Linked DNA regions of Homo sapiens: all the other regions are linked to region 2. Evidence: chromatin loops called from intact Hi-C (ENCODE). Cell type or tissue: CD4-positive, alpha-beta T cell. All regions are shown on one strand. Links, peaks and the distances in the headings refer to the core of each region. The heading gives the core; the rest is flanking DNA.

What was found. Hi-C counts contacts between places; a loop is a spot of excess contacts. Peaks named below come from ENCODE experiments on the same cell type or tissue, not always from the same donor. Only the 100,000 strongest peaks of a DNase experiment are listed, where the experiment ranks them.
Region 1: a loop joins it to region 2, with 4 times the contacts of the local background. A loop is called at or near these places in 9 of 110 quality-filtered maps.
Region 3: it touches region 2 in a loop (14-fold over the local background); 99 of 110 quality-filtered maps call a loop at or near these places.
Region 4: it touches region 2 in a loop (23-fold over the local background); 4 of 110 quality-filtered maps call a loop at or near these places.
Region 5: a loop joins it to region 2, with 2.4 times the contacts of the local background. A loop is called at or near these places in 25 of 110 quality-filtered maps.
Region 6: a loop joins it to region 2, with 8 times the contacts of the local background. A loop is called at or near these places in 99 of 110 quality-filtered maps.

Annotation. Positions count from the first base shown.
Region 1 is chr2:118,145,177-118,150,367 of GRCh38, reverse strand. No RefSeq gene overlaps it. Among named protein-coding and RNA genes, the nearest start is that of THORLNC, 39 kb to the left of the region's middle. In CD4-positive, alpha-beta T cell, for the core only: no CTCF peak of the experiment used is centred there; no DNase peak of the experiment used is centred there.
Region 2 is chr2:118,043,960-118,049,150 of GRCh38, reverse strand. It overlaps LOC102723413 (a long non-coding RNA gene), which reads right to left and starts at 4,585. Exons shown (of 3, transcript XR_923247.3): 1 at 4,405-4,585; 2 at 3,769-3,847. In CD4-positive, alpha-beta T cell, for the core only: CTCF peaks have their summits at 2,146 and 2,345; a DNase peak (open chromatin) is centred at 2,290; H3K27me3 peaks cover 435 bases.
Region 3 is chr2:118,852,983-118,858,173 of GRCh38, reverse strand. No RefSeq gene overlaps it. Among named protein-coding and RNA genes, the nearest start is that of EN1, 7.9 kb to the right of the region's middle. RefSeq lists enhancers at 1-747, 4,244-4,779. In CD4-positive, alpha-beta T cell, for the core only: a CTCF peak has its summit at 2,342; a DNase peak (open chromatin) is centred at 2,353; H3K4me3 peaks cover 863 bases; H3K27me3 peaks cover 4,000 bases.
Region 4 is chr2:119,172,375-119,177,565 of GRCh38, reverse strand. It overlaps LOC107985941 (a long non-coding RNA gene), which reads left to right. Exons shown (of 3, transcript XR_001739665.2): 3 at 1,837-5,191. Among named protein-coding and RNA genes, the nearest start is that of C1QL2, 16 kb to the right of the region's middle. In CD4-positive, alpha-beta T cell, for the core only: CTCF peaks have their summits at 2,723 and 2,922 (motif pointing right); a DNase peak (open chromatin) is centred at 2,935.
Region 5 is chr2:118,199,918-118,205,108 of GRCh38, reverse strand. All of the region lies in intron 2 of LOC105373578 (a long non-coding RNA gene), which reads left to right. Among named protein-coding and RNA genes, the nearest start is that of THORLNC, 16 kb to the right of the region's middle. In CD4-positive, alpha-beta T cell, for the core only: CTCF peaks have their summits at 1,996 and 2,195 (motif pointing left); a DNase peak (open chromatin) is centred at 2,198.
Region 6 is chr2:118,862,870-118,868,060 of GRCh38, reverse strand. No RefSeq gene overlaps it. Among named protein-coding and RNA genes, the nearest start is that of EN1, 18 kb to the right of the region's middle. In CD4-positive, alpha-beta T cell, for the core only: CTCF peaks have their summits at 2,584 and 2,783; a DNase peak (open chromatin) is centred at 2,750; H3K27me3 peaks cover 889 bases.

The DNA of each region.
Region 1 (5,191 bases), core at 812-4,811, 100 kb before region 2:
AGTCCAGAGAAGAAATCTGGCTGAGAGCTTGAGACCACCCCTTGAAAAAAAATTAAATCAAGTTCTCAAATGTTCCTAGTTTTGGCTTTCAGCTGTATGGTATTTCAGAGATTTCTGGCTCTTCTTAAAATCTGTTAGCAATCCCCAAATCTACAAACAGGCTTTAGAAGACAGGGATGGGGAGGGCAGTGAGAAAGATTGTTTCAGGAGCAATCCATCTGTAAGGAAAAGCTGAAACTTAAATTAGATACAGCTGAAAATATCTCAATCCTACAAGACGAGTCTTGACACAAGTCCTGCGGTAGAAGCATTCTGTGTGCTGAAGGAATTACTCTAAAATGCTTTTCCTTTCTTATTGTCCACTTACTTGCTTGAAAAGCCCTCTTTTGAAACTCTGCATTTTACATCAATGCAACACCTTTTTGGATTCTAACAGGAGACATTTTTTTCGGTTGGAGCCAGGGGTGTCCCTGGAATTTTGGCTGACCTGAGCCAATGTGAATCATCAACACTCTGAGAAGACTCAGCCCCAGCCAAGGAGACCAGAGTGACCATAACAAGACTAAAAATCATCCAAATTAAAATTGAACTGGACCAATGAAGTCATTGGTTTTTCCCTCCAAGAAGCAGTCCAGATTTTCTGTTTTACCTCTTTGGGCTCATAATGATCAAATACTCGACTTCTCACCACCTCCTCTTTGAAGTTCCTACAAATTTCAGAGTTTTGCAGGCAGGGATAATGTTTGCTGGGTACTGATCCACGTCAGTGAAATAATCCATCCACTCTTATTCTCAAGAATCCCTGTTCTCATCTCTGGATTTCAGTTTTCCAGATTTGTAAAATGGCAGCTAACTAAAATGGGTTTGAGTTAAAAATGAAAGCAATGAAACTTCAGTTTATCGGGATGTTTTCTCTTATTTCAAAGAAGGTCTGGGTGACACCAGATGACTTAAAACCAAGTAGACCACAGGATATCAAGAAATTAAGGGACAATGTTTGGGGATCCAGTCAAACTCCAACCTTCCCACACGGTTTAGTCTCCCAAAATGCTGGTTCACTTCTTCCATATGCAAAAAAAAAAAACAAAAAAAAAAAAACAAATTCCATTTGCAAAATCAGCCAGATCTAATCTGAACTCTCCTATTTGTCACAGCTATCTAGAGTTATCGTGCTCCACCAACAGACCACTTCCTCAGACACATTCTTCAGGAAAATCATATAATTTATTGGCATAATGGTATTTTTTCAAAAGAAGTATTTCATTTTAATAAAGATGTGTATCACCATATTTAATCAATCAGGCTGATTGACAACAGCAATAGTTGAGTCTTCCAGCAGATGCTGCTGCTACCTCATTCTTATTCCAGTTTCATTTCTCAATCAAATCCATGTGTAAAAAACATAATGTGCTGCCAACACAATGTAATAAAACCTCAACTGAAATGCACACCAGCACGTCAGAAACTGATAACTCAAAGTATGGGAAAAATTAACTTCAGAAAAATCACTTATGACACCCGGGTATTCAAGTTTTATGGACAAGAGAGGCATCATCTCACTATAGCTAACATGAATAGGCCAAATTCGTGGATTTGTCCTGAAACAGAAAATAATAATCTCTAAAGCAAGATTTTCCAAAAGCTGGCAGTAGAAGCCTTTTTTTTTTTTTTTTTTTTTTTTTTTTTTTTTTGAGACGGAGTCTCGCTCTGTCGCCCAGGCTGGAGTGCAGTGGCGGGATCTCGGCTCACTGCAAGCTCCGCCTCCCGGGTTCACGCCATTCTCCCGCCTCAGCCTCCCAAGTAGAAGCCTTTTTAAGCAGCCCAGAAATCACCCTTAAAATTGGCTGAGTTTGTAAGAGATGCACCATTTGTGTCGTGGAGCAATAAATTAGGACTTAAGCAACATTTTTTTTTATGGTGGTACAGACTGGTTAAAGATGATGTATCACTGGTTGTCACAGATAGAACCAGCAGTTTTCAAAGTTAATGATTCATAAAGGAATAAAGGTAACCTAATTATAGCAATACCAGGGACAGACCCAGTTACTCAAATTCTGAACTCCTCCAGATTTCAGACTGGGGGATGTACTTCTGTAAAACTTTATTCTTGTAAAACCTGAGTTAGGGAGCAGAGATATGAGTCCCTACAAAAAGTAATAGATCCATATTCCAGAGACCTGTAAGTGTACTGGGTTGAATGATGTCCCTCCAAAATTCATGTCCACCCAGAACCTCAGCATGTGACCTTATTTAAAAATAGGCTCATCATAAATGTAATTAATTAAGACGAAGTCATACTGGAGTAGAGTGGGCCCTATATACAGTGACTGGTGCCCTTATAAGAAATCCACATGAACACATAAACATAATTGAAGACAGACATGTGAAGACAGAAGCCAAAATTGCAGTGACACAGCTACAAGCCAAGGATTGCCAAGAATTGCCAGCCAGCAACCAGAAACTAGGAAGAGGCAAAGAAGGACTCCTAGAGCCTTAAGAGAGAACATGGCCCTGCAGACACCTTGACTTTGTACTTATGGCCTCCAGAACTGTGAAAGAATAATTTCCTGTTGCTTTAAGCTATCCAGTTTGTGGTTGTTTGTTACAGCAGCCCTACGCAAATAATACAGTAATAAGCAAAAACTAAGACCAAATGTCCAAGACGAAGGCAGGGGGCAAAAGTCAGCCACAGGGATCAGAATGCCTTTTAAGGATAAGAAATGTAGGAAGCTGGGTTCCAAGGATGGCTTTCATCATGCTGTTTCCTCACCCAGAAATATGTCATGGCCCACATAACCTAGGGAGAAACTCTTAATTCTTCATTTAAAAATTCAAACCTTCCACAACGAAGATTCTCAAACCACATGCCTCAACATGATAAACAGATCATAACACAACGTAATAATGTAAGCATTTAAACAATATCCGCAGCTCAGCTAAGTAAACCGTTTGTTTGTTTGTTTGTTTTTTGAGATGCAGTCTCGCTCTGTCACCCAGGCTGGAGTGCAATGGCATCACCTCGGCTCACTGTAACCTCCACCTCCCAGGCTCAAGCAATTCTCCTGTCTCAGCCTCCTGAGTATCTGGGATTACAGGCATGTGCCATCATGCCTGGCTAACTTTTGTATTTTCAGTAGAGACGGGGTTTCACCATATTGGTCAGGCTGGTCTTGAACTCCTGACCTCATGATCCATCTGCCTCGGCCTCCCAAAGTGCTGGGATAAGCAAACCTTTTATAGAAAAATGAAGCCTGAGACCTTTTGCTGTGTTAGAGAACAGGGATGAGTCATAGATAAGGGAATGGATCCACAGTCCATCAGGGAAAACCACACATCTACAGCTGATCATAATCCCTTTATGCACGATCTGATCACACAGAAAGACATAGATATATTTCAATATTTATACAGATGTATAATCTCCTGCCACAGCTAGTTTCTGTGTGTAACAAACTCTTACTGAACACTAGCCAGGCACTGCCTAGGGCTTTCACAGACATTTGACAGTGCCGACTGGCTTCACCCCTTTCTGTGACACCACTGGTGTTCACAATAAGCATCCATCTGAGGGCTGCCTACGCTGCCTTCTGGAACCAATGGGAATCAAATAGGGCAGACTATAAAGAGCCACAAGTTCACAAACCAGCTGTGTTTTGCAGTACGTTTTGGTTGACCTATGCCCAAGGGCCGAGGTTCCAGCATGCCCCTGCAGTAATGTCAGGTGTAGCCAGGCCCTCCTGTTCTCATTTTCTTGGGTCATCCAGACCTGTCATCCAGGGCACTGGCTACCTGTGGAAATACGCATGACTTTTATACAACTGGGGACTTTGGTCAGCATTTATTTGCCAGTCTTAGTCCTCAGGTTCTCTATTAAAGCTACCAGCACCCCCGACGCATGCACACACCCACACACAAAACATTCGTATGTGCCTGGAATCATTTTTTCTGGACTTTTGTCCCCTCCCTTATCAGATGTATCCCCTTGGGTGTCATCTTATGCCCCACTTTTCAGGAACCAGACTGGTTGAACCACAGTCTTTTGTGGGAGAAAGCTCTGCCTCCACATTCCACTTGCTTAAAGTTTTGACAGCCCCAACGGGATGAACAAACCTCCAAAAAGAGGAAAAGCCCAAGAGACTTTGTCCCTTCTGGGCTTCAGTAGGAAGAAAGAAAGTCTAACTCAGAAGCGAAAGAGAAAATCTAGAGTCAGAGGCTTAAATGGACAACTCGCATTAGACTAGGACCAAGAAATATAAGAACAAGGTAAAAGCCAGGACACAAGGACACCAAGGGCTCCCTGCACAAGCACGGCCCTGGAGCTCCTACTTCTTACCTTCCTGCCAGAGGCTGCATTGAGCAAGGGACAGGCATGCAGATGACTGTGCATCCTTATCCAAGAGCATTCATGAGAGCTGTGCCTGCCACACACGCAGACAGATAGGCATCATCTGTGGAGACCACCATCGCCTAGAAAGATTTTGTCAGAAAATAGGAAGGAGGAGAAAGTTTGGAGCAACAGTTGGGGACCAGGAAGCAGATCACTGAGTTTATCACCCTGGTCGATGCCTTGCTTTGCTGGGTCTCAGTTTCCTCACAAATGAAAGTAGTACTTGTCCAAAAAGGATTGTGCAGTGAAAAGAGCTCAGCGTTGGGGTTTGGTAGACCTGCTTTGCACTTAAGCTTTGCCATTTCCTAGCTTAGTATCTTAGACACTTTTTGTAATTTCTGAGCCACAGTTTCTTCATCTAAAAGTGGAGGTTATAAGAAAACACAATAAATCATATATATAAAGTTACTGGCTTTACAAAGTAGGTACTGTTAATGACAACTTTCATTATCTACCTCACAGTGATAATTTTTATAAACAGCAAAAAAGGTAATGCAGGCTGGGTGATTATAAAACAGTGAGGCTCATTTTGTACATTGACTTGAGTGTCTTCCCTTTTACAGTGCACACCTTGGGAAAGCAGACACTTCAAATGATGCTGCCATTACTCACCAAAAAAAAAAAAAAAGGAGATCCTCCACAAGAACAGAAAACCAAACATCACATGTTCTCACTCATAAGTGAGAGTTGAACAATGAGAATACATGGACACAGGGAGGGGAACATCACACACCAGGACCTGTCGTGGGGTTGGGGGCAAGGGGAGGGAGAGCATTAGGACAAATACCTAATGCATGCAGGGCT
Region 2 (5,191 bases), core at 530-4,529:
CCATTTTGTCTTTTCTTCATAAGAGCATAATTGATTAAAGACAGAGTCACAGCACCACATGTTATTTGTGTTCCCTACAGTGTTGGGCTCACAGTATGTTTTTAGAAAATATGTAACTGAGGGGTAAAGTCCTGCTACGGTGGAGAAAGGAGAATGAGGCATAATAGCAAAAGAATAGAAATATCTTCTCTCCTGTTGCATAAAGAGAAGTTTTAACAATGGTTACCATTATTAAGCATTCACCTTTTGCTGGGCACTTTACACAAGTTATTTCTAATCACTATTCTGCCAGATATATATTATTATCCCTGTTTTACAGAAATAAAAGTTGAAGTTCAGGGAAGGTAAGAAATATTGCACGTGACTGAAGTGAAAGGATGGGATTCAAACCCAGGTCCGTCAACTGCCAACGTCCACTTCTACCCACAGCATCCTGTCAATCAGATAGATGCTCCTTCTCTGAACAGGCAACATAGCTATCTCCTGCTGGCAAATGATAAGAAATTAGAGATGGGATTGCCAGATGAGCCTTTCATGCTGAGTCACATAGAGCAAGACATATCACAGGCAGTGGCAAAAGCTGAAAGTTGAGAGTCAGTCTTCAAAAATGCACACTATGAAAAGAAATGCAGATCATAGTCATTTTGGGCTCACACCTTAGCAACTACCATCACCCAGGTTCTATTTGAAGCCAAACAATTGTGGCTTAAAGGTGCTGAATAATTAAGACATTGAATATAAGTATTAAATAACAATATGATGCTTTAGGACCCGGAAATGACAGCCATGCCTTACACTTGCAAAGCTCCTCTATCTCCCTCGAATGTTCACTCGCATTAAGTGAGGGGTAATAAGATGGAGGAATTCACATTGGCAAGGTGGGGACATGGTCTGAGAAGAAAGATGTGATTAAGAGAGGTAGCCAGGATCAGCCGTAAACTCCCAATTGGAAGTTTCAGTACAGGTGGTGGCTTGGACTGGGGCCAGCCGAGAAACATGTGGTCCACACAAAACGTGTTGGGGTCCATATTGTCTGGAAGGACATGGTATTATGAATGTCTTTGTCTGATTGGAAATATCTAGGCTCTCCAAACAACCATTTCCAGATCTCAATATTGTCTGCCTTCCAGAAATGTTTCATCCTAGACTTGAGTTATTCACATTGTTTCCCCAAATGCCAAGTAGAAATGCTTGGGATGATAAAATAGAAAGCACAGAATACATTTGCCTTGGGTGCACATTCTTAAAGCACTTCACCTCAAAGCCGTCCAGAGCTCTGCTAGCTACTAAGAGGGTTGAGGCAAGAACAACCTCTAATAATTCAAAACTAAAATTAGACATTCACTTGAAAAATTCAGGTAACCGAAACAAAAATGAGGGAAGCTTTGTTTATTTAAATTATGAGATAATTGCCACAATTCTCCAATTCCCCTCACTAGGGTAGACTTGGCTTGAGTGTATCAGCATCCATGGTGACTCATCTAGTAAGTAAACTACATTAGCTCTGCTACCAGCAGAAAGGAAAGGGAAAGGTCTTGAAATATATCTATTGTGGCTTCCTTCCAGAGCAAGGGATTTCATTATATCCTGAAGACATGAGACAGTTCAAAGAGATTTGAAATACAGAATGAGAAGGCGGAGGAGGAGAAGTTTGGGATTATACACTTGCTTTTTAGTTTTGATTTTATATATGAGAATCAGACACTACAGACAGAGACTCTAGGGGGAGACTTTATTCTTCTGGTCCAGGGTTTTGTTTTGGTTCGTTCTGTGGTTAATATCTTTCCAAAAAGTTCCCCCCACATGGGTAGGCCTTCAGTTTACTCCCATGTACATAATTTCAAATAAGTATGACAGAAAATCCTTTAAAAACCACACATACATGATTTTCTATTCCATGGCTGAAATGAAACTTGATGGGAAAAAAAAGCATGATGGTGCCTGTTTATTAAATCCAGACAATGCAGAATGACAATAGGAATCATCCTGAAAGAGGCACCGCAATATTTTTGTAACAACAGAATAATAACTTGCTTTGCCTCTGTCTACTTTTAAAACCATTTTATGATTACAAGCATGTAAGCTATTCTAATTATTACTCTAAATAATTAATCATTTCCTTTACAATCACTTATTAATTAGCTGTCATAACATTGTTGTGAGTTAGGTGGAAGACAAAGATTCAATATTCAGTTATTAACACCTAATTAAAATGTTCATTGTTTTCCATATGTTGTTTATAGCTTTGCTTCCTCGCACTTGAAGACAGAATTTCTCCGAGAACAATGTCCTCTATTTGCTTAGCTACATCGCCATCTGTTGTTGAGAAGTAGAAAATGTCCTTTTCTGCTTTTTCACTTAATAGCTTAATCCTTACCTCAGTTTTTATTTGGAATTAAAAAAGATTGATCCCCAATATTCTCCCCCTAAAATATTTTTCTTAACTTTATTTGTTCTGCTGCTGACTACATAAAGTATTCTGCTAATGCCAATGGCATCATTTAAGTAGTAAATTAAGTGAGCCTATTAATGAAACTACAGTGAAAAATTCAAACTACTCCAATAAACTTTTCCAACATAGGAAAAGTATAGAAGAGGGGAGTTTGCTATCAAGTTTGGTTTACAGAAAGTCACCATCGAGGGAAATTTAAGATCTAATAATCCACCAGCCTAGGCAACATGGCGAAAGCCTGTCTCTACTAAAAATAAAAAAAATAAAAAAAATTAAAAAAAAAAAAAGCCAGGCATGGTGGTGCATGCCCGTAGTCCCAGCTACTCAGGGGGCTGAGTTGGGAGAATCACCTGAGCCCCGAGGTTGAGACTTCAGTGAGCCATGATCATGCCATTGCACTCCAGCCTGGGCAACAGGAGTGAGACCCACCCTGCCCCATCTCAAAAACAAACAAACAAAAAAAAGATTGACTATTTCACATCATAAAGATATGTCTTATACTAACTCATTTTTATAATAAAAGCTTATGTTTATTGAGCAACTACTGAATGCTAAGCACTGTTCATTCTTGCAACAGTCCAATAATGGAGACATTGCTGTGTTTGTGCCCACTTTACAAATAGAGAAACGGAATCACCAGGAGGTAAAGTCATTTGCTGATTCAGGGGGAGGCTAAATAATTTGTGAGGCTTAGTGCAAAATCAAAATGTGGAGCCTTTTGTTCCAAAAGCAGGGAAAGAAGTGCCATTAAAAGTATGAAAATATAAAGCTTTTTCCTTTCTTTCTAAGTCTCTCTCTCAACTTGTTATGATGTTTTAATTTGCTATTTAATGTTATTTTAATAAAAAATTTAATGTTGTCATTGTATGAGTTTTACCATTCATTTTTATATTGTGCAATGTGTTTTCAATGCAAATAAAAGAGCATGTAACTCATATACAGAATAATCAAAATTTCACAATTCGTTATTTTGTCGCTCATGTGTGTGTATTTCACTCTCTCCAGAATGGTAGAAATGCTGCACAAAACCAACTCAACTATTTTCATCTCACTTGATATATGCACAATCTACCAACACTGCTCACCTTGGGCTTATTGGTGAGTAGGGAATTACAATTCTCTTTCCTTCTATGTCATCATTTTCAGTACAAGTAGTTAGCCAACACAGAGAAGTAGCATAAGAGAGCATATGGTAGGCTTTCCTGTAATTCATGTTTCTTGGAATGCCTTGGCCTGCTTTCTGCATTCAAAGCAAGTTCTGGCCCAAGCGAAAAGTCAGTGGTAGATATGCAGATATGCCAATATGCCATGCTCACCTTTTCCTCTTTAAGTCTCACTGAACTCCCACATATTCTGGGTCCACCAGAATTCTGTGTTCACAAGGTGTTGTGTACTCTGTAAGGAAATAAGGTAGCAAGGAACAGCAGATACTCCATTATTATTATTGGGCTTAACATACTGTGCTTATCTTCCCTACTCTCATGTATGCTCCAATGTCTGTCAGAATTCACTTGCAAAACATAAGTTCAAACATAAAATTGTTGAGAATTTCAAGACAGTGACAGCAGAGCATTAAAATAAGTGTGAGGCTCTCTGAGCCTGGGGCTCTGTGAGACTACGCCCACTGAGCAGATCCTGAGATGATGGACACACACAGAATGACACATCTGTTTCCAGAGTTCACACTTCTAACCACTGTGCTCTGCTGCCCCTCAGATTATGCCCAGAGGCACCTTCAAAAGCTTCTGCTTTATGTGTCCATTATTCATAGAATTAAAGAAAGATGATGGTGGACAGAGGGCCTTAGAATTCCAACCTTCCGATTTTACAGACAAAAGACAAGAAACCCAAAGAACCAGGATGACAGCCCTGATGTCCTGAATCTAGACCTCCTCAAATTGTCAAAATGAATGTATTATCTCCTTCCCCTTTCCATCCCTTCCACAACCCACCTTTCCTTTGGTGCCCCACTTCTTTGCTGCTCTGTAGTAATCCTGTTCAGTCCCCATGGTTCTGGGGATGTGGACTCTCACCCTCTGCACTCAGGCCCAGAGGAGGACACAGAAGCCAGGCAGGCTTAGCAAAGCCGTGTCCTCCACAGGAACCTGGTTACATCTGTGGGGAAAGAGACACCCTTTTCCTCTGGGATGATGAGACATGAGGACCATGACATCATAGAGCACTGGACTTGTCACCAGGTAGAGAGGGACTGCCTGAGAATGAGGCCAATGTGGAGAAAAGCAGAGCTGAGAGACACAGACAAAAACAAACCCTTCAAGGAGTACAGATTTTGAGCATCTCAGTTGAGTCCTGAGTTACATAAATGAGTTAACAACCTCTCCCTTTGTTTCTTAGCAAAATTTGAATCAGGTTTCTGTTACTCGACTGTTTTCATCTTACTCGATGTGTGCACATTCTACCAACATTGCTCACTTTATTGATGAGTAAGGAATTACAATTCTCTTTACTTCTATGTCATCATTTTCAATATAAGTAGTTGGCCAATACAGAGAAGTAACATAAGACAGCATATAGTAGGCTTTCCTGTCATTCACGTTTCTTGGGCTGCCTCGGCCTTCTTTCTGCGTGCAAAGCAAATTTATGTTTCTGTTTCTGAAATCAGGTTTCTATTACTTGAGACAAAGGGTCCTGATTGATACAGGTTTGTGAATCATTCTGTAAACATGACCATTAAAACTATGGTGAGAATGCAAATAGATCCAAAGATTAAGCTATAGG
Region 3 (5,191 bases), core at 472-4,471, 810 kb before region 2:
CCGCTTCCGCTCTCTGCCTCCTCCCCCGACCCTGCACTCTCTATCTCTCTCTCTGTATCTCTCACATCTCTGTCTCTCATTCTATCCCCTTGGTAAATTGGAAACATCTTAGTGAAAGGTGAAAACAAAGTTTAACGTAAATCCGCCTGTTGTTCAATTGAGTGCAACCACAGAAGCTGGTCTGCGCCGCGCGAGTCGGAGCCAGCGTTCTGCGCCCCAGAAGCTTCCCGTGTCGCGGCCAGTTCTCCGCCGCGCACTCGCCTCTGGCGTCTTTATCTTGCGTGCTCAAATCTGGGTTCCGTGGCGGGTCTGGGAGAGTCGAGTCCAGCGGCGGGATGGACGGAGAGTCTTGGCTGCCGCTCAGTCCGGCCGGGCATCTGTGTCCACGCGGCCACCCGGCTCAGCCCACAGCTCCCGCCCTGGGCTCTCCGCGGGCCCCGACGCACCGGCAGTGCTGGAGCAAGGCCTGGAGCTCCGCCGTCCTGGCTTAGTCAGATGGCAGCTGACCCCAGGGCCAGGACCCCGGCGGCCCTCACAAAGTCCAGAATTCCACGGGGTGGGTCTGAGGAGTTGGAAGCTGTCGGTGTCACAAGTGGGGAGTAGACAACCGGTGCCACCATGCCCCAGCCGGCCGCAAGTGGGACCTCGCTGCCCTAGCGGGAGCGGGCGCAAACTCTCGACCACACGGAGGGCCCGGGTGTCAGGGCGAGGCCCCAGCGGAACCCTCAGGTCTCGCTTGGTGTTCAGGAGGCTGCTCACGCGACAATGATGGGACCTCCAGTCCCTCGATTTTCCCGTCTCTTAATAGGAATTAAGAGACGGGACGCTCGCCCAGAATCCCGTGTGTGCGCGGCTTCTCAAGACCCTGAAATTCACCGCCTCCAGGCAGCACGCGGCCCCAGAACGATTCCGGGACTCCAAGAAGGACAGAGCAGAAACGTCCCATCTATCCCGAAAGCAGAGGGTCTCCAGTTCGATGTGGCAGGCTCGCTGCGGCCCCAAGGGCAGTTTCGCTTCTCAGGGAATGCTATGCGAGACCTCCACCCAGGTGCCTAGAAGGCAGCCGCTCTGGCCTTGCGCCGCCAGCCTGAAGCTAAGGACCAGGACAGCCGGCTATGTCTGGCGAGGACCGTTCCGGGGCTTCCCGAGGGGTGCGCCAAGCTTGGGGGCTGCCGTCCCCACGCTTGGAGCCCAGAGCTTGCTGGACTGTAGCCTCCCTTGAGCCGCACGAACTCGGAACTCCAAGCAGAGGTTATAAGCGATCTCCGGATCAAAGTACTGTCCCCTTTCCCTGGCTTTCGAGTTTTATTCATTTCATGGAAAGGTCAAGCGTGGCTTGAGGTCTGAGCTACCCTGCACTGGTCTCGACGCCTGCCGTCGATGCTCGTCGGACACTGCCTGGCAGGGAGATTTGGGTTAGGAGCCACGTCTCCACCCCCACCCCAGGGCTCAGGTGCGTCGTTGGCTCAGTCTTCGCTCTCCCTCTAGCCTCGGCCCTTCTTACGGGTCCTCTCTCTAACACTGACCGCTGCCCGGGTGCTGTCTTCTCATCTAAGCCTCCCGCATGTCTCTAAGCCCCTCCTTGTGTCCTCGCTGGACCCACGACATGGGTGCTCTCCAGCAGTGTCCACACTGCAAAGTGAATGAAGTTTTACTGGTTTCATTTTTTAAAAAGGTTTAAGTTAATGGGCACTTATCGGGATAATTTGGACCATCCTAACCCCATCCAAATGAAAACCTAGACAATTGAGAAAACAATAATGGCAGCAGTTATACATTAAATATATATGAGATTAGGATATAAATGGCACATAAAAGTCCAGGATTTATTCAAGGCTAGAAATAGAAGGCAAGGCACAGGTGTCTACAGACGCTGCTCAGATTCAGTATCAGTTTCAAGGTCAGAGTTGGGAGAGGACCAATCTCATCCAACGCCCTCAGTTTACGAATAAGAACACTGAGGCCCAGAGAGCAGCGGGGTTCCGCCCAGGGTCACACAGCGCGGGGGAGGTAGAGGGAGTAGGAACGTAGCCCCGACTACCAACGCGGCGCCCGTCCCTGTGTGGCTCGGGTATTTTCTGCTTTCGGAATCGCAGGGCAAACCCGCACCCCCCACCCCCCGGAGGGGCTTTTCCTCCAGCTTTAGCTGTCTTGAGGTGGGGAGATCCCGAGAAGGATCCCTTTGTGGGAATTCCGTTGTCTCTCCCGCCTCAGGGGTCAATTGCCAGGAAAGAGGCCGGACGTCCCCACCGCAAGCGCAGGGCTTCAGGCACACATCTCCCCGCAGCCCCGAATACCCCGAGGGCGCCACACAGACGCAGTTCTCACTGGCGCCGACAGGTGGCGCGTTCCCCACAGGGAAGCCGGCCTTCAGCCGCCCGCGAGCTCATCAGACTCGGCTCCCTGCGCCACCGCCGGCTTCGGGTCGCTCTATGGAAAGAAAGGGGACTGGAAGCGGTGCGGCGGGGGAGCTCGGGCTTGGTGCCGAATGGTCTAAAATAAAACCCGAGAAACCCAGATTCCAGCCCTTCGGCTTAGAGCGGCCTCACGGTTCCACTGTTTAAGGGGCCGCTGCGCGCCGGGTGCAGAGGACAAGGCTCCGCCGGCTCCGCGGAGAGCACACGGGACCCACTGGGGTCACCCCTAGGGGGCGCGATGTCCCCCCCGCAAACCCTCCCACGCACCGGCTCTTCCATGCGCGTCCCTGCAGCCTCCTCGGCTGCCAGCCCCAGCCCCCATCCTTCCGCCTATTTTTTTTTTCTTTTATAAATGGGGGTGGGATGGAGAATAAGGGAAAAAGTGAGCTTTTTCAATTGCGGCGATAATTGTCCGCGAGATGGGTTTCTTAATCTGCTCATCCATTATTGACTGCTCCTCTAATATTTGGCTTTGCCGCTTTGATCGCCAGAAGATCACATACTTGACTCCTTTGCATAACAATTTTGGGGCGGGAGTCATCGGCGCGGGAGGGGAGGGACGTGCCTGGAATGGCTTTGTGGCCGGTATTCCACCCCTACCCCATCCCTACCCCCAGTCCCCCCGCAGGAAGTGAGCCCAGCCTTCCCTTTACCGAGCCCCCTACCCCTAACTACCATTCACGCTTGGACAGTTGTAGCGGGGGCGAAGAGGATGCTGCTAACCCCCTGGTGGGTGGAGGAGAGGTGGGAATCTTAGGAGCCCTAAGTGGGATCCGACAAGGGGAGGGGTTGTGCTTCCCTCTCGCCCTCAGCCCCACTACATTCCCAGCCCCAAGAGATCACCTTCCCTCCTTCCTCCCACCTCCGACACCCACCGGGAAGGGGGTGAACCCTTCCTGGGGGTGAATGGAGTGGAGTTGGAAGCCTGGGGTAGGAGACCGTCATCCCCCGCGCTCTCATCTGGGACTCAGGCTGCAGAACAAAACTGGGACGCCCGCGGCTTCCCAGCGGGATTTGGCGAGCTCTGAGACCAGTGGCGGCCTCTGTGGGATCCCTACCTAGTCCCTTACTCTCTTCGGGTCTCAGTTGCCTCATTTGTGGAGCGGGCTTTTGGTCTCTGCGCTCCCTAAGGTCCCTTTGATCTTGACCTTGGCACGTGTGGCCCACCCTCCCCTCAATCAGGGCTCAGAGCTGCTGAGGTGGGTCTTGGTGGGAAACAAAAAACCAGTTGCTATTTTAATCCGGGTTTAAACAACTGTCTCCTCTTCCCTGGCATAGTTCAATGGCGGGGGTGGAGGGGGTGGTTTGGAGGGAGAGATAGGGTAAAAGGTGAGGTTTGGGGTCAGAGCCTAGGGTCGTTCCAACTTCACATATTTCACTTCCAAAACCTCGGTCACTCCCCAGCTCTCACACAAATTCACTCACTGACACGCACACATGGAGACTATTCACGTGGACACGCACACACACTTTCACACCGACACAGCAAAGCGCAACCACACGAGAATTAGAGAGACAAAACGAACGCAATTTTTGCGTGCACACTCGGGCACACACTTGGACTCACTCACGCACCCACCCAGAGCCTCTGAGTCACGAACAAACACGCACGCGCGGGGCTACACACTCGTTCCCCTCCCAGCTTTCTGCTGGAGCAGGGGAACAGGGAAGATGGCCCGAGAAGGCCTTGGCATTGCAGTGACCCCCTCCCGCCCCCCGCATCCGATTCAATACGAGGAAGGAGGTGGGCGGGGTGGGGGAGACAGACGGGTTCTCGCCCCTCTCCCCCGCTCCCAGGCTCTTGAGACTTTCCGTTCCCTTACCGCCCCACCTTCTGTACTAAACTTTTTCCTTCCACATCTTCCCGCCTGGGCCCTGCAGCGCCGACCTCTGCTGGAACCCGGAGCTTTTCTTGCACCTCCCCGGGAAGAGGGTCCCAAAGATGCACGCCCCTTGGGCAACAGGGAGGCGCGGCCTGGATCGGGCTCCGGGGCCGGCAGAGGCAGAAAACCTAGGCGCCGAGAGCCAGGTGCGCGAACTTTTGTCTCCTTTTCCAGGGTCAGTGGGAAAAGAGCCCCGGGACAACCACCCGCACCCCTACAGGAGTCAAAGGGAAGAGAAGGAAGACAGTTAATTCTGGGACAAGCAAAAAGAACGGTTTTGGAGTCACGGGGGCGTTCCTGCACAAAGGACTTGGATGTTGTGTTTTTTCTTCTTTTCTGGCGTTTTCCGTTCCCAGCTTTGAAGTCGGGTTCAGACCTCCTGGAGACCACGGACTGAGCGGAGGGGTGGGGGTAGCAGAACCCAGAAGCCGCGCTGGCCCCTCCTCAATCGCTCCCACACTCTCACAAGCCCAAGGCCAGTCTGTGTGGACACCGAACGCGCCAAGCCGGATCCAGGCGAGAGCGGCCACTCGGACAGGTGGGGACCAGGGGTGGGAGAGGGTCCCCTAGGCCTGAGAACACCGACCTCGGGGAATTTTTTGGGGAGTGGGAGGGAGCCATACAGGGAGAAAAGCAAAATAAAAAAATAGAAGAAAATTCAGGCGTAGACATTGAATTAACTCCGGATTTTTTCTTTTTTTCGGCGAAAGAGAAAGGGGTTAAACCCAAATTCGGGTCTGGGTTCTGGGGTTTGGGTAGGATTCAGTGTAAGCATAAAAAGCGGGATGTCAGATTAAAGTGAAGAAAAATAAATAGGGAATTGTATGTAGTCCTCTTGCTTCCCGGAGCAGCGAAGTCTAAAATTCTCAGCTCCAGAGGCCTGTCTGGCTG
Region 4 (5,191 bases), core at 673-4,672, 1.1 Mb before region 2:
ACGCTGGGAGGGGCATGTCACAGGTGAGCAACGCATGTCACAGAGTGTCCCTCTCGAAGGACCAGAGCGCTGGAATATTTATGCATCAGCTCCCATGGCCACTGGTGAATGGATGCTCCAGCGAGTCAGTGATTCCAGGGCTCTTCCAGCCTCGGGTGCAAAGAGGCAAAATGCAGAGTGGGTTCTGGCAGCCAGCCCTTTCTGCACCTTGGGCACAGAGGTGCAGACCCTGGCAGTTTGAAGGGTGGCCCCTGTGCACCGAGACAATGTGGGCGCACAATGTGTGCCGCAGTAGTGTGAGTCCCATTGACCAGGTGAGAAAACTGAGGCTCACAGGGGGCTCTTGCCCAAGGTCCCCCAGCTGGTGGTAGCCATGCTGGGATCTGCTGCTGAAGCCCATGCACTTTTTACTCTGACCCCAGCACATTCTGTCTCTTTCTAAGATGGAGCGTTCCTAGGGCCAGGGACCGTACCTCCTCCCCCACCTGAGCCAGCATGTGTCAGGTAGGACATTGGTGCCCAGTAAGTGGCAAATAGAAAGATTATTTTTGGCCTCTAATATCAGATTGCAGACAGATAGGCCTCATTAGTGGCATTGAAGTGGGCCTGGAAGAAAAAGTGAGAATCAGATTCTGTTTTAAATGTATCAGAAGTTCGCTGTTAAAGGGCTGGGACTGCTACTTCTTTTTTTTTTTTTTTTTTTGAGACGGAGTCTTGCTCTGTCACCCAGGCTGGAGTGCAGCAGTGCGATCTCAGCTCACTGCAACCTCCACCTCCCAGGTTCAAGTGATTCTCCTGCCTCAGCCTCCCGAGTAGCTGGGATTACAGGAGCATGCCACCATGCTCGGCTAATTTTTGTATTTTTAGTAGACGCGGGGTTTCACCATGTTGGCCAGGCTGGTCTCGAACTCCTGACCTCAGGTGATCCTCCCGCCTCGGCCTCCCAAAGTGCTGCGATTACAGGTATGGGCCACTGCGCCCAGCCTGCTACTTCTTTTTTAAAATGAGCAGTGTCTTCTATCTGTGTTATAGGCTGAATTGTGTCCTATCCTCCAAATTCGTATGTTTAAGTCCTCACTCCCAGTACCTCAGAATGTGACTAATTTGGAGATGGAGACTTTAAAGAGATAATTAAGGTAAAATGAAGTCCTATGGGTGGCCGGTAATCCTCTGTGACTGGTGTCCTTATAAGAAGAGGTGATTAGGACACAGACACACACACACAGGGACAACCATGTGAAGACACAGGGAGAAGAGGGGTGGCTACAAGGAGAGAGGCCTCAGGAGAAACAACCCTGCCAGCCACTGCCTTGATCTCAGACTTCCAGCCTCCAGAGCTGTGAGAGAATAAATGTCTGTTGTTTAAGCCACTCAGTCTGTGGCATTTGTTAAAACAGTCCTAACAAACTAATGCAATCTGCTATACCAACCCAGGTGGACATATGGTGTTTGAGCTTGAAGGTCATTTCTCCCACCCCCTTGTTTTACAGGGGAGCAACAGACCCAGAGAAGGGACCTAAGGTACTCAGTGCATGGAGAATTAGGGCCAGCATGGGAACCAAGCTTTTTATAACCTGGGCGCGCTTAAAGCCAGGGGCACCTGCACCACCGTCTTTTAGCCAGCACCTCCTGACCCCCATCAGTGCCCTCGGCTCGTACCCCGAGGAGGAGACTCGGGACCAGGCTCGGTTTTCTAGACTATTAGCTGGAGAAGTATAGCTGCAAGAAGTTGCTCAAGACACTGTCCTTCCAGACCCGGAGGATGTTGGGTTAGGGGAGGAACTGAAGGAGAGGGTGGTTCAGGCTTATCACACAGACTGACTGACTCTCTTCCAGACCTCAGTCTTATCCGTCAAATGGAGACCACGATATCTATGATCCCAGCTACAGTGGCAATGTTCCCTCCCTGCCAGCCGGCTGTGAGGATGACTTATGATGGCTGTGGAAGACTTGCTTCTGAATATACAGACTCTTGTGGAATGCAGCAAAAAGCCTGTGAAGGCTCCAAATAGAACTGGGTTCGAATACCACTTATGCTACTTGGCTACTGTATGACCTTGGGGAAGTTGCTTAACCTCTCTGAGCTTCAGTTTCCCCATCTGTAAAACAGGACTAATCACTTAAATCTGGAATGGTTGTTATGAGGATTACATCAGAAAACTCAGGCGACATGGCTGGTGTCTCCAAACGGCTGCATACATGCCTCGAAACCTCCTCACCTACTCCCCTTGGCACTTTCAAACTGCTATGATTTTGTAGAAAGGTGTGGAATTTAATCTCTGATCCGCTCCCCTCTGGGAGGTGATCTGCAGGGGCGAGGCTCCTCATGCCGACAATGGGCCTGTGCTTGGTGTGGGTGGTGGTTCCCTGTCCATTCCCTCTGGTCCTGGAGCCCTTCTGTTACTGGTGCACTGGGATCCTTTCTGCCTGAAGGCCTCTTTATGAGTCACGTAAACGGGGACCTGGCAGGGGTTCTTTAGAACAAATATTTCCACTTTCTTTAGAGGATCTGACTCTCCAGTTTCCCAATTAATGAGAGCTCAGGTTGACCCTGGATTTGACAAAAGCTCGCTCCCACTTTCAGGTTTGCCGACAGACTTTCGTGCTCTTCCTCATCCCCACTTTATTTCTACCAACCAGAAAAATTACCCCTCCTCCCTCTGCCGTTCTAGATTTTACCAGCCTGGGCGTTCAAGAGCCCCTATCCTTAATACCCCCATGCGTTGGCATGTGGTTTTCTGAGGCCCAGAAATCCCTTCCTTTCTTTATCCTCTGGTTCATAAAACTCCGATCAGACGGCCTCTTTCTCCGGGAACCCTTCTCTGGTCTTTCCAGACACAACGAACCCGGCCGGCTGCTGTGGCCTACGCTAGAGGCATCTGGGCAAGAAAGGATTAACGGTAATAACTGCCCACGGCCACCAGGGGGCATGCTACCCGGGACGGCTCAAGGGCTGTGCAACGTGGGGCTTTTGTCTAGTTGGAACCCCAAGCACAAAGTGACATTGCAGTGGTGTACCTGGAGCCCTGGACCATGGGGCAGCAGTCAGAAGTCAGTAGGCACTGTCCTAGGCAGACAGACAGGAATGCAGCCCCACCAGCCTCTGCAGTCTTTCACAGAGCACCCGTAGAGACCCAGGGCCTCCCGCTTCCCTGAGGAGGGGCTGAAGCAGCAATGCAGCCGGTCAGGAGCTTGTCTAGATTTTTCAGCAGAGAGGGAGGTTTCAAGCACATCTTGCTTCTTCACAGAGTCCCCAGCCCAGGGGGCTTTGATAGGGTAAAGCCTACCTGCAATTAGAATCACGATTCTGGCCCAGAGTGGGCTAGAGCAGCCCAGCGGACCCCTCCCCAAGTCCCCTCCCAAGGATGCTCCTGGCTCTCCAGGCGATAACCACACCTAATTTGTACTTTTTATTATTTATTTTTTTAGTTTTTTGAGATGGAGTCTCGCTCTGTGTCCAGGCTGGAGTGCAATGGCGTGATCTCGGCTCACTGCAAATTCCGCCTCCCGGGTTCAAGTGATTCTCCTGCCTCAGCTTCCCGAGTAGCTGGGATTACAGCCACGCGCCACCACGTCTGGCTAATTTTTGTATTTTTAGTAGAGACTGGGTTTCACCTGTTGGCCAGGCTGGTCACGAACTCCTGACCTCAAGTGATGCCTGCTTCGGCCTCCCAAAGTGCTGGGATTACAGATGTGAGCCACCGCGCCCGGCCCACCAGATGTGTACTTCTGAGGGGCCTTTGTCCCCTTACTTGTCTGCTACCTCCACCAGGTGGGAGCCCTTCAAGAGCACTGGCCACGTCTTGTTCACCCTGGCATCCCTAGTGAGGCCTGGCCCAAGTGAGTGACCTGTAAATGGCACGCCAAGGCCCTTCAGGCTCACTGGGTTTCCTGTGGACACGGCATTCTCTATGTGTGCCTGTACCCATGTGCTCCTGGCACACTGGAGGGGCTCACGTGTCCCACATAAGAGAGGTGAGTGGGGGCAGGGCCTGGCCAAGGAGCTGGATGAGAGGTGGGGCAGGCCTCATTGAGCACTTGGGAAATTAATTGAGGGGTCCACATTGAGCTCCCCACTCTCTCCTTCCCCTCCTCTTCATGAAACTCTTCAGGACCTCGCTGTCTTGTCCTTGGGTGACATGAGGGCCGGTCTTAGGTGTCGACTTGGCTAGGCTACAATCCCCAGTTATTCCATCAACACTAATCTAGGAGTTGCTGTGGAGGTATCTCGTAGATGTGTATCTTAGTCCATTTTCTGTTGCTATAACTGAATACCAGAGACTGGGCAATTTATAAAGAAAAGAAATTTATTTCTTAGAGTTCTGAAGATTGAGATGTCCAAGGTTGAGGGGGTCCATCTGATGAAGGCTTTCTTGCTAATGGTCAGTGCAGGGCATCGTATGGGGAGGGGCTCACAAGAGAGAGCCAAGCTGGATTTTTGTAACAGACTCACTCTTGTGATAGCTAATCTACTCCCATGATAACCCATTAATCTATTAACCCATTAATCCATGAATGCCCACATGACCCAACTACCTCTGAAAGGCCCTGTCACCTGCCAATACTATTAAATTAGGGATTAAGTTTCAGATTGAGTTTTGGAGGAGACATTCAAGCCACAGCAATGTAGTTGATATCTACAATTGGTTGGGGTTTTTTGTTGTTGTTGTTTTAGAGACAGGGTCTCACTCTGTTTTCTGGGCTGGAGTATAAGTGGCTTGATCATAGCTGACTGCAGCCTTGAACTTTTGGGCTCAAGTGATCCTCCCCGCTTGGCCTCCAGAGTAGCTAGGAGTATAGCCTTGAACTTTTGGGCTCAAGTGATCCTCCCGGCTTGGCCTCCAGAGTAGCTAGGAGTATAGGAGTGTGCCACCACACCGGGCTAATTTTTTTATGTTTTGTAGAGATGAGGCTCTTGCTCTGTTGTCCAGTCCTGTCTCAAACTCCTGGCCTCAAGCAATCTTCCTGCCAAAATACTGGGATTATAGGCGTGAGCCACTGCACTGGGCCGGTTAACCTTAAATAAAGGAGATAGCCCTCAATAATCTGAGTGGGCATGAGTCAATCAGTTGAAAGGCCTTAGGAGCAGAGCTGAGGCTTTCTTGAGAAGAAATCCCACCTGTGGCCTGCAGCATCAGCCTGAGAGTTCTGGACTGCCCCTCCTGAGAGCCTGCGCTATGGATCCAGCCCC
Region 5 (5,191 bases), core at 351-4,350, 160 kb before region 2:
CTGTTGTTAGCCATTATATTTGTGGTGATTTGTTACAGCTGCAAGAGGAACATGTCATACAGAGACACTGGCCTTCCAGAGGTTTCGTGGCTGTCTCCTATGTCTCCCACCTGGCCTGTTTCATGGAATGATGTTACCTGCCTGTTGATCCCTGAAGGCATTTGAGTTGGCAGTCCCTGCAACTCCTCGCTCAGCAGAACTCTGGTGCTACGGTCACCCACTTATTTATTTACTCATTCATTTATTCAGCCAGTGTTCATTGAGTACCCGAAGGCCTCGCACTCTGCAAGTACTGAGGATGTAAGAATGGATAAGACATATCCCCTCACTTCCACGGCCTTGGGTGACAAGACTGGGATAGTAGAAAGAGTGCCTCAGATGTGGAGAGACAGAGAGAAGGGATAGTGCCATCGTTAGCCACCACGAGGGGGTTCCCAGGAGGCAGCAGGAAGGTCCTAGGTGCCAGACAGGGCTCAAAATGGGAGGTGGAAATATGTCTGGGCATTGGCGACATTGCTGCTCATGGCCATGGAAAGGAAAACATCTGAGTACAGGCCTGACCACCTCCTCACTGACCCCAGACACTATCCATTCCCTCCCATGCCTATCCAAAGACAGAACCCTCAGGTGCACTCACTGGCCAGCACTTTCTCAGACTCCTACCTCTTGGTGGTTTCAATTAGTGTCTTTCACACTGAGAGCTGCGACTCTCATGCGTTGGGAAATCAATTTAATAGGTCACAACCAGCATTTTAAAAGCAGGATGGAATCCTGACAAAGGTCTAATATCCAGAGCCTACAAGGAACATAAGCAAATTTACAAGAAAAAAATAAACAACCCCATTAAAAAGTGGGCAAAGGACATGAACAGACACTTCTCAAAAGAAGACATTTATGCGGCCAACAAACATGAAAAAAAGCTCAACATCACTGAACATTAGATAAATGCAAATCAAAAAGATAACGAGATACTATTTCATGCCAGTCAGAATGACGATTATTAAAAAGTCAAGAAACAAAAGATGCTGGTGAGGCTGTGAAGAGACAGGAGCGCTTTTACATTGTTGATGGGAATGTAAATTAGTTCAACCATTGTGGAAGACGGTGTAGTGATCCCTCAAAGACATAGAACCAGAAATACCATTTTACCCAGCAATCCCATTACTGGGCAATTACCCAGAGAACCATAAATCCTTCTATTATAAAGATACATTCACATATATGTTCACTGCGGCACTATTCACAATAGCGAAGACATGGAATCAACCCAAATGCCCATCAATGATAGGCTGGATAAAGAAAATGTGGTACATATTCACCATGGAATACTATTTAGCCATAAAAAGAAACAAGATCATGTCCTTTGCAGAGACATGGATAGAGCTGGAAGCCATTATCTTCAGCAAACTAACGCAGGAACAGAAGACCAAACACCACATGTTCTCATTCATAAGTGGGAGCTGAACAATGAGAACACATGGACACAGGGAGGGGAACAACACACACTGGGGCCCGTTGGGAGGTGGGGTGGTGTGCAGGGGGAGAGAAAGCATCAGGAAAAACAGCTAATGCATTCTGGGCTTAATACTTCGGTGATGGGCTGATAGGTGCAGCAAACCACCATGGCACATGTTTACCTATGTAACAAACCTGCACATCCTGCACATGTACCTAGGGACTTAAAATAAAATTTAAAAAGAAATTAATAAAAGCAGAATGGAATTGAATAGAAAGTATTAGTGTATTGCACATTGTTAGTGAAGACACTGCTTTGAAAAAGTTTAGTTTCAGAAAAAGACATGTGTGTGTGCGTGTGTGTGTGTGTTGGTGGATGAGCAGTGCCCCTCACTGCTGTGATGCAGGAACTCAGAGCCTCCACTCTACCTCATCAAGCCCAGAAGTGTTGCCGACGGCGGGACACTTGAGCTGACTCTGGAGATATGAGTTGAAATTTGCAAAGAGGAAGACAAGAACAGAACGTATTAAGATTATGGAGTTGTGAAGGGGGCTGATGTGTCCAGAGAATGGGGAGAAGGTTTACAAGGTGGGTCTCAGGGGTGTAGACAAGACTGTTCTGTATAATTGCGCAGGTCCACCCTGAACAAGGATGCTCTGCTGAAGGCACCAGGGGAATCTAAAATTCAGCACGGGGCTGACGAAGCCTTGTGCCATGGTTTTTCCAATTCACACAAAGATGCCATCTGCTGGCCAACCTGTGTGCCTGCAGGGCCAGGTCAGCCCAGTTGAAGCATATTTTTCTACTTTAACTGAGGGTCCCTATGGGCTAGAGCAGGCTTGTGTAGGCAGAACTAGCTGGGAAGGCAGATGGGATCCAGAAAGCAAAGGAAATTTCTCTGGGCAGAAAAGTGAATGTTTCACCATCAATTCTTTTTTTTTTTTTTTTTTGAGATGGAGTTTCACTCTTATTGCCCAGGCTGGAGTGCAATGATGCCGTCTTAACTCACTGCAACCTCCACCTCCCAGGTTCAAGCCCTTCTCCTGCCTCAGTCTCCCAAGTAGCTGGGATTGCAGGTGCCCGCCACCAAGCCCGGCTACTTTTTAAATTTTTTTTAGTAGAGACGGGCTTTCACTGTGTTGGTCAGGCTGGTCTCGAACTCCTGACCTCAGGTGATCCACCCACCTCAGCCTCCCAAAGTGCTGGGATTACCGGTAAGAGCCACCATGCCCGGCCATCAATTCTTCTTGGTCTGGACTTCTCCCCATTTCCAAGTTGGGCTCCCTACTGAGATTCTGAGGTATTGCTCCCTTCTTAGAGCACTCCTAACCATTCTTGTCTTCTAGCTATGGTCTGCTCCTTTGTCTCCTCAAGACAGCCTCTCCAGAATCCCCCACAAGGACGAATTACTGCCCTCATTCAATCCTTCTCTTGGTCCAGGCAAGTCCATGTTCATGCATGTGTCCTGCATGCAGGGGGCATGTGCATCCTTGCATTTCAGTCACTCAGGTTTCTCGTGTGTGCTCAGCCCATCATTCACATGGAAACACCTACGGAGGGCCACAAAATCTGTCGCTTTGCAATTTCATATAGCTGCCAGTGACTAACAGACCACTAATGGTCCATTAGTGAACCATTTGTGGTCCACTAATGAAGGAGATCAATGTATAGATGAGAAGTTGTAGGATGGGTGCCAACGAGCTGGGCGTGAAGGAGCTCTATCCAGGGAGGATTTTCAGCCATGCAGGGGTATATATTACCCCCACTCGCATGCCAACCTCCCCGACATCAGACATCAGAAATATCCATAAGGAAAAGCCTTCCAGGCCCTAATCAGAGACCAGACTGGGAAGGTGAAACCTTGTGGCTTCTTTTCTTATTGATAGATAAAAAATGGATAATGTCTTCTTTCTCAAGAGCATATTTAGATACAGGCCAGGGAGCATGAAGATGTGAAGTATCTGAGAAAGGACAAAGGAACCACTTATGGAAACAAGACTTAAAAAAAGAAAAAGAAAGAGCACACGGAGGTTGGAAAAGCCCCTCCCAGCCACTGTCACTCCACCATGCAGTTTCATGCTCCTCTACCATGAAGATTTTTTCTCCTTCCAGACATCAGCTACTCCTGATAGTCAACTTCCTCACTATCCATAAGCAACTTTAGACTTCACCTGGGGGATGGGGAGGTTCTGGGAGACGACAGGATGGAAATTAGCAGGGTCCAGGGTTGAGAAAGGAGCAGAGGCTGGTGTGATGAAGGCCGGCTTGCCAGATCAGGAGCAGAGGTTGGGTATAAGGGAGAGAGCAAAGCCCTCCAGGGCAGATAGAGCCTGACTCCCTACCACGTGTTGCCGCCCCTTCTGAGGGAATGCCTAGAAAGACAGATGGATGCACACAAACACACACCCAATAGCAAACACTAGTCAGCATTGCACAAAATCTGGTGGAAGCCTGGCACCACTGTGGACACAGGAGCTGCAAAAATGAATGGAAACAAGACAGCAAAAGCAAAGATAGACAAATGGGATCACATCCTGCAAAAATGTTTCTGCACAGCAAAGGAAACAACGAAGTGAAGAACCAACCCACATAATGAGAGAAAAGATTTGTAAACTATCCATTCAATAAGGAACTAATAACCAGAATAGATAAGTAACTCAATTCAATAGCAAAATAATAATAATTTGATTAAAAATGAGCAAAAACCTGAATAGGCATTTCTCAAAAGGAGAAACACAAATGGCCAACAGGTAGATGAAAAAATGCCCAACATTGCCAATCATCAGGGAAATACATATCAAAACGACAATGAGATATCATCTGGAGAGGATGCAGAGAAACGGGAACCCTCATACACTGTTGGTGGAAATGTAAAGCAGAACAGCCATTTTGGAAAACAGTATGGAGGTTCCTCAAAAAATTAAAAATAGAACAAACTACCATATGATCCAGCAATCCCACTACTGGGTATATATCCAAAAGAAAGGAAAGCAGTATATAGAGAGGTACCTGCACTCCCCTGTCCATCGCAGCACTATTCACAATAGCCAAGATACGGAATCACCCTAAGTGTCTATCCGTGGATGAATGGATAAAGAAAATGTAATACATACACACAATGGAATATTATTCATCCACAAAAAAGAATGACATCCTTGTGTGTATGTGTGTGTGTGCATATATATGTATATATATGTGTGTGTATATATATGTGTGTATATATGTGTATATATATGTGTGTATATATGTGTATATATATGTGTGTATATATATATGTGTGTGTATATATATGTGTGTATATATATATATATAACATTTTCTTTATCCATTCATCCATTGATGGACAGTCAGGCTGATTCCATATCTTGGCTATTTTCAGCAACATGAATGAAATTGGAATGCATTATATTAAGTGAAATAAGCCAGACACAGAAAGATGAGTATTGCATGTTCTCACTCATAGATGAGAGCTTAAAAAGTGGATATTATGAAAGTAGAGAGTAGAATAATAGATATGAGAGGTTGGGAAGAAAAAGGGGGAATGCAGGGGTGAAGAGAGGTTGGCTAATGGATACAAAAATACAGTTAGAATGTATAAATTGTAGCATTCAATACTACAGTAAGGAAATTATAGTTAACAATAATTTACTGTATATTTCAAAATAACTAGAAGAATTGTAATGTTCCCAACACAAGGAAAAGATACATGTTTGAGGGGATGGGTATCCCAATTAC
Region 6 (5,191 bases), core at 651-4,650, 820 kb before region 2:
ATATATGCTATATGTTATATATTATATATGTTATATATTATATTATATATAATATATGTTATATATTATATTATATATAATATATGTTATATATTATATTATATATAATATATGTTATATATTATATTATATATAATATATGTTATATATTATATTATATATAATATATGTTATATATTATATTATATATAATATATGTTATATATTATATTATATATAATATATGTTATATATTATATTATATATAATATATGTTATATGTTATATATTATATATAATATATATGTTATATATTATATATAATATAATATATGTTATATGTTATATATAATATAATATATGTTATATGTTATATATAATATAATATATGTTATATGTTATATATAATATAATATATGTTATATGTTATATATAATATAATATATGTTATATGTTATATATAATATATGTTATATGTTATATGTTATATATAATATATGTTATATGTTATATGTTATATATAATATATGTTATATGTTATATGTTATATAATATATGTTATGTTATATATTATTTATATAATATATGTTATATATTATTTATATAATATATGTTATATATTATATATTATTTATATAATATGTTATAATATATAACATATAATATATTTTATTTATAATATATAACATATAATATATTTTATATATAATATATGTTATAGTTTATACATGTTATATAATATATGTTATATTTTATACATGTTATATATAATATATGTTATATTTTATACATGTTATATATAATATATGTTATATTTTATATATGTTATATATAATATATGTTATATTTTATATATGTTATATATAATATGTTATATTTTATATATGTTATATATAATATATGTTATATATGTCATATATACTATATATAATGTTATATATATTATATATAATAATATATTATATATTATATATAATGTTATATATATATTTTATATATATGTTGTGTGTATGTATATATATATATATCAGAATAGTTTTACTGCCCTAAAAATTCCCTGGGCTTCACCTATTCACCACCACTTTCCAAGCCCCTGGCAACCACCAATCTTTTTACTGTGTTCTAGAGATATTTTTACACATGTATACCAAGAGACAAAAACAAGAATGTTCACAGAAGTAAAGAGCTAGGAACAACCCAAATGTCCACTGACAAGGGGATAGATAAATAAAATGAGATTTATTCCAGCAATGAACTCTTATACAGCTGATAACCTGACTCAAGCCCTGTTACATGCATGCAACAGTGACGAATCTTGGAGAAGTAATACTTAGTGAAAAATCTAGTCCCATCGACCATAGAATATCATTTTTTATGAAACTCAAATACAAGTTAAACTAAACAACATGTAATAAAACCAGTTTTTAAAAGGCAAAGAAGACCAGGCATGGTGGCTCACAACTGTAATCTCAGCACTTTGGGAGGCCAAGGTGGGTAGATCGCTTGAGCCCGGGAGTTCAAGACCAGTCTGCGCAACATGGTGAAACCCCGTCTCTACAAAAAAAAAAACAAAAAAAAAACACGAAAATTAGCTGGAAATGTTGGTGTGTGGCTGTAGTCCCAGCTACTCCAGAGGCTGAGGCAGGAGGATCACCTGAGCCCAGGAGGTCAAGGCTGCGGTGAGCCATGATCTTGCCACTACACTCCAGCCTGAGTGACAGAGTGAGACCCTGTCTCAAAAAAACAAAGGCAAAGATATAAAATTTAGGATAGTGATTAGTTTGGGCAGAGGCAAGGGAATGGGACAGGGAAGACACGTATATACAGAAGATCCACCCACCTTGGCCTCCCAAAGTGCTTTGATTACCGGTGTGAATCACCATGCCTGGCCTTCATTGCCTTTAAAAACAGCCTTTATTACATATTGTTTACTTTTACTTGTATTGGAGTTTCATAAACATAGAATCACTGTTGTTCTAGTTCTTGAAAGTAGTTCCTAAGTATTTATGGTTTGATTTTAAACACATTCATTGGTAGGTATACATATATATCCACATACATAGATATCTCTTGTATGTGTTAAATATATTAGGTATTTTTAATTGTGATAATGCCTAATGTATGGGATTGTTGTGAGAATTAAATGAGATAATATATGCAACAATTGACAACAATTGCATTTATGAGTATTATCATCTCCTAAGAAATCATGGTTGGTCTCCAGAGACACAGATCCAATATTTAAAAAAAAGGAAAGAAATCACATTTGGCCACTTCAGCTCCATGTTTGGGTCACCTCCTGAACTGCGAGTTAGACTCGAGACTGGGCCTTTCTTGTAGGTCACCACCAATGAGGCAGTATTTGAGTCTTCTTCATCAGTGTCTCAAATTCCACCATTAGATTTATGAACTTGGGAAGCCAGAAGTGACTTTAGAGGTCATCCGCTATAACCTTGAGGAGGAGAAGCCCAGAGATGTTGAATGGTTTTCCTAAAACTACTCAGTTCTACTCAAGGTTCTTCTAACCCTCAGTCCACAGCCATTTCCCCAGTGGTTTAGGGTGACAGGCCCAATATTATAGATGTGGAAGAACTGAAATGAGATGGAGAGAAGTGAGAGGAGAAATGGAGGTTGGAAAGACAGCCTTCTACAAGTTTAGGATTTCTGATGCACTGGCCCACTCAGCAAGAGGTGGGTGACATCAGGACTGCAGAACTCAGGACCTGCACACAGCCTGTGACCGGTGTAGTATCAAGAAGTGGCCATACGATGTCACCAGAAACCAGTATTTAGAAATTAGTCAGCAGGGGCTCCCAGCCTACTCTGGGCCTTTTGGTTCCTGTCAGCAGGGGCTCCCAGCCTACTCTCGGCCTTTTGGTTCCTGTCCAGTGGAAATGAAATTTTACTGAAATTCTGAGGTGCTTCTGAGCATGTGACTAACAAGAGAAGGAAAGTAATGAGCAAGTTCTCAAAATAGTTTCAGAAGAGACAGGTAGGCCTACCTGCTCAGAGGACACTCACTGCAAAATTTTCTTCTCAGCAAAAAAGAAAGGCTGCAGGACCTCTCTAGAGCAAAGAGCTCCTTTCCAAATGGGAATGAGATACTTTGTAATCTTTTTTTCTTCTTGCTAAGCCTTTGAAATCTGGTGTGCATTTTACACTGACAACACACCTCAATGCAGACCAGCCACATCTCAAGTGCTCAACAGCCCCAGATAGTGAGGAGCCACCATCCTCAGGGGAGCAGACACAAAGCCACATCACATGGAGTCAGCTCTGAGAAGCAGTCTCCATACAGTACAAGGATATGAGCGTCCAGGAGCATCTGTTCTGAGTGGAAGGATGATTTGTCAGGCAGCGCTGACACAGCCTGGACTCCCCCAGATTCTCTGCCACCTGCTAGATAATGCCTGAAATTCTACCATCTGCTCCTTTTAGGTCTCATATCCTTTAAACCCTAAATGGGACTTACCCTTCTCTCTCTTTTTTACTCACGGGGTAGATCTGAATTTATGGAGGGATGTAGGCTACGAGGTCTGTCCTTCATGGGAAAAGTCGCAGACCAAGAGGACAGAGGATCCGCTTCTTTGACCCATTGTAGACTTGCCTGATAGCCTCCCTGACTGTGCTTGGAGGGGTACTCAGCAGCCAAGGTCACCAGGCCTCCCAGCAAACTGGCTTCCCCGGGGCCAATCGTCCGACTCTCGGAGCCCTGGAGCGCTGATTCCTTCCGCCGCTCTGGACCCGGGTTAGCCTGCTCACACTGGGAGGGGGCCTCTCATCTACACAAGCTTGAGCGGTTTCTGCTGGGCAGAAATTGGGATTGTCTCCACTTTGCCCCTGCAGGCTTAGGAAGGATTTCAGTTTGGTGGTTTCTACAGGCCTTGGACCCATTTTACTCTATGGACTTCTGATATAAACTCGGCCCCTTGTGCTATTGTGGGACCTGATGACATGCTAATATCTGGGAGAAATGATGAACATTTCAGCTCCCAGACCCCACACCAGTGCCAAAGAGCCTGCAGTGTGGAAGAGGCTGAATGTAGGGGGAGAGAGATTGGCAGCCCATGGAGGGGTAATTTTGGCAGCCCTTGGAGGGAGAGAAAGGCTCTCTACATCAGAATAGAAGCCTCACTTCCTAAACATCCTGTCGAAGTAAGAGTGTGTTCTTAAGAGAATTAACCAAAATTATTACACAAATTCTTGGGTTCCCACAGTCCATGGAAAAAACAGCAGCCAGCATGGAACTACAGATACCTAATAAGGATTGGGAGTCATCTGAGCCCCCTGATGTTGAAAATCATCAAATAAAGCTGATTTATTTGATGCAGCTCAGGGCTGCACAGGACAGCTTAAGCCTGCCCGTTCTCCCCGTTAGAAGGCTCCTCTCGGGTGAGCACAGTGGCTCACACCTGTAATCCCAACACTTTGGGAGGCCGAGGTGGGCGGATCACCTGAGGTCAGGAGTTCAAGACCAGCCTGGCCAACTTGGTGAAACCCTGTCACTACTAAAAATACAAAAATTAGCCGAGCGTGTTGGTGTGCGCCTGCAATCCCAGCTACTCTGGAGGCTGAGGCAGGAGAATCACTTGAACCCGGAAGGCAGAGGCAAGTTGCAGTGAGCTGGGATTGCGCCACTGCACTCCAGCCTGGGTGACAGAGAGAGACTCCATCTCAAAAAGAAAAAAAAAAAAAAAAAGAAGAAGAAGGCTCCTCTCCTCCTGCTCCAGCCTCTCCTTGCTTCTCTCCCTGGTCCCTCTCCATCTCCCCAGCCCCACTCTCCTTACTCCCTTCCCACCAACCAAAGGGACCAAAATGTTTTTTAAAAAATGTCAATTATTTATGAAATTCCTAGGAAAGGCAATGCTTTCTAGTGAAACACAACTTCATGAAAGCAAAAAGGCAGGAGTTGTTGCTAAAATCTTATCTTCACTATCAGGTGTGTCTCACTGGGTGACTTACCCAATTTGGAAGCAAATGTTTCATGATGCAGCAAGAATCTTGGCTGGAGCTGACTAAAACAACAATAACAGCAGAACCAACTTGTTAGAAAGTTACCAAAGTGATGTGTGCATATGAATTCCCCACTTTTTCCTAAAAGTTCTCAGACATCAGCTCCCATTCATGTGTGTGGAGGGGACATGGTTGTTGACTGGCCCATTGTCCTGGGTTTATAACTGTATAATGTGGCATGGAAACCACACACCTGCAA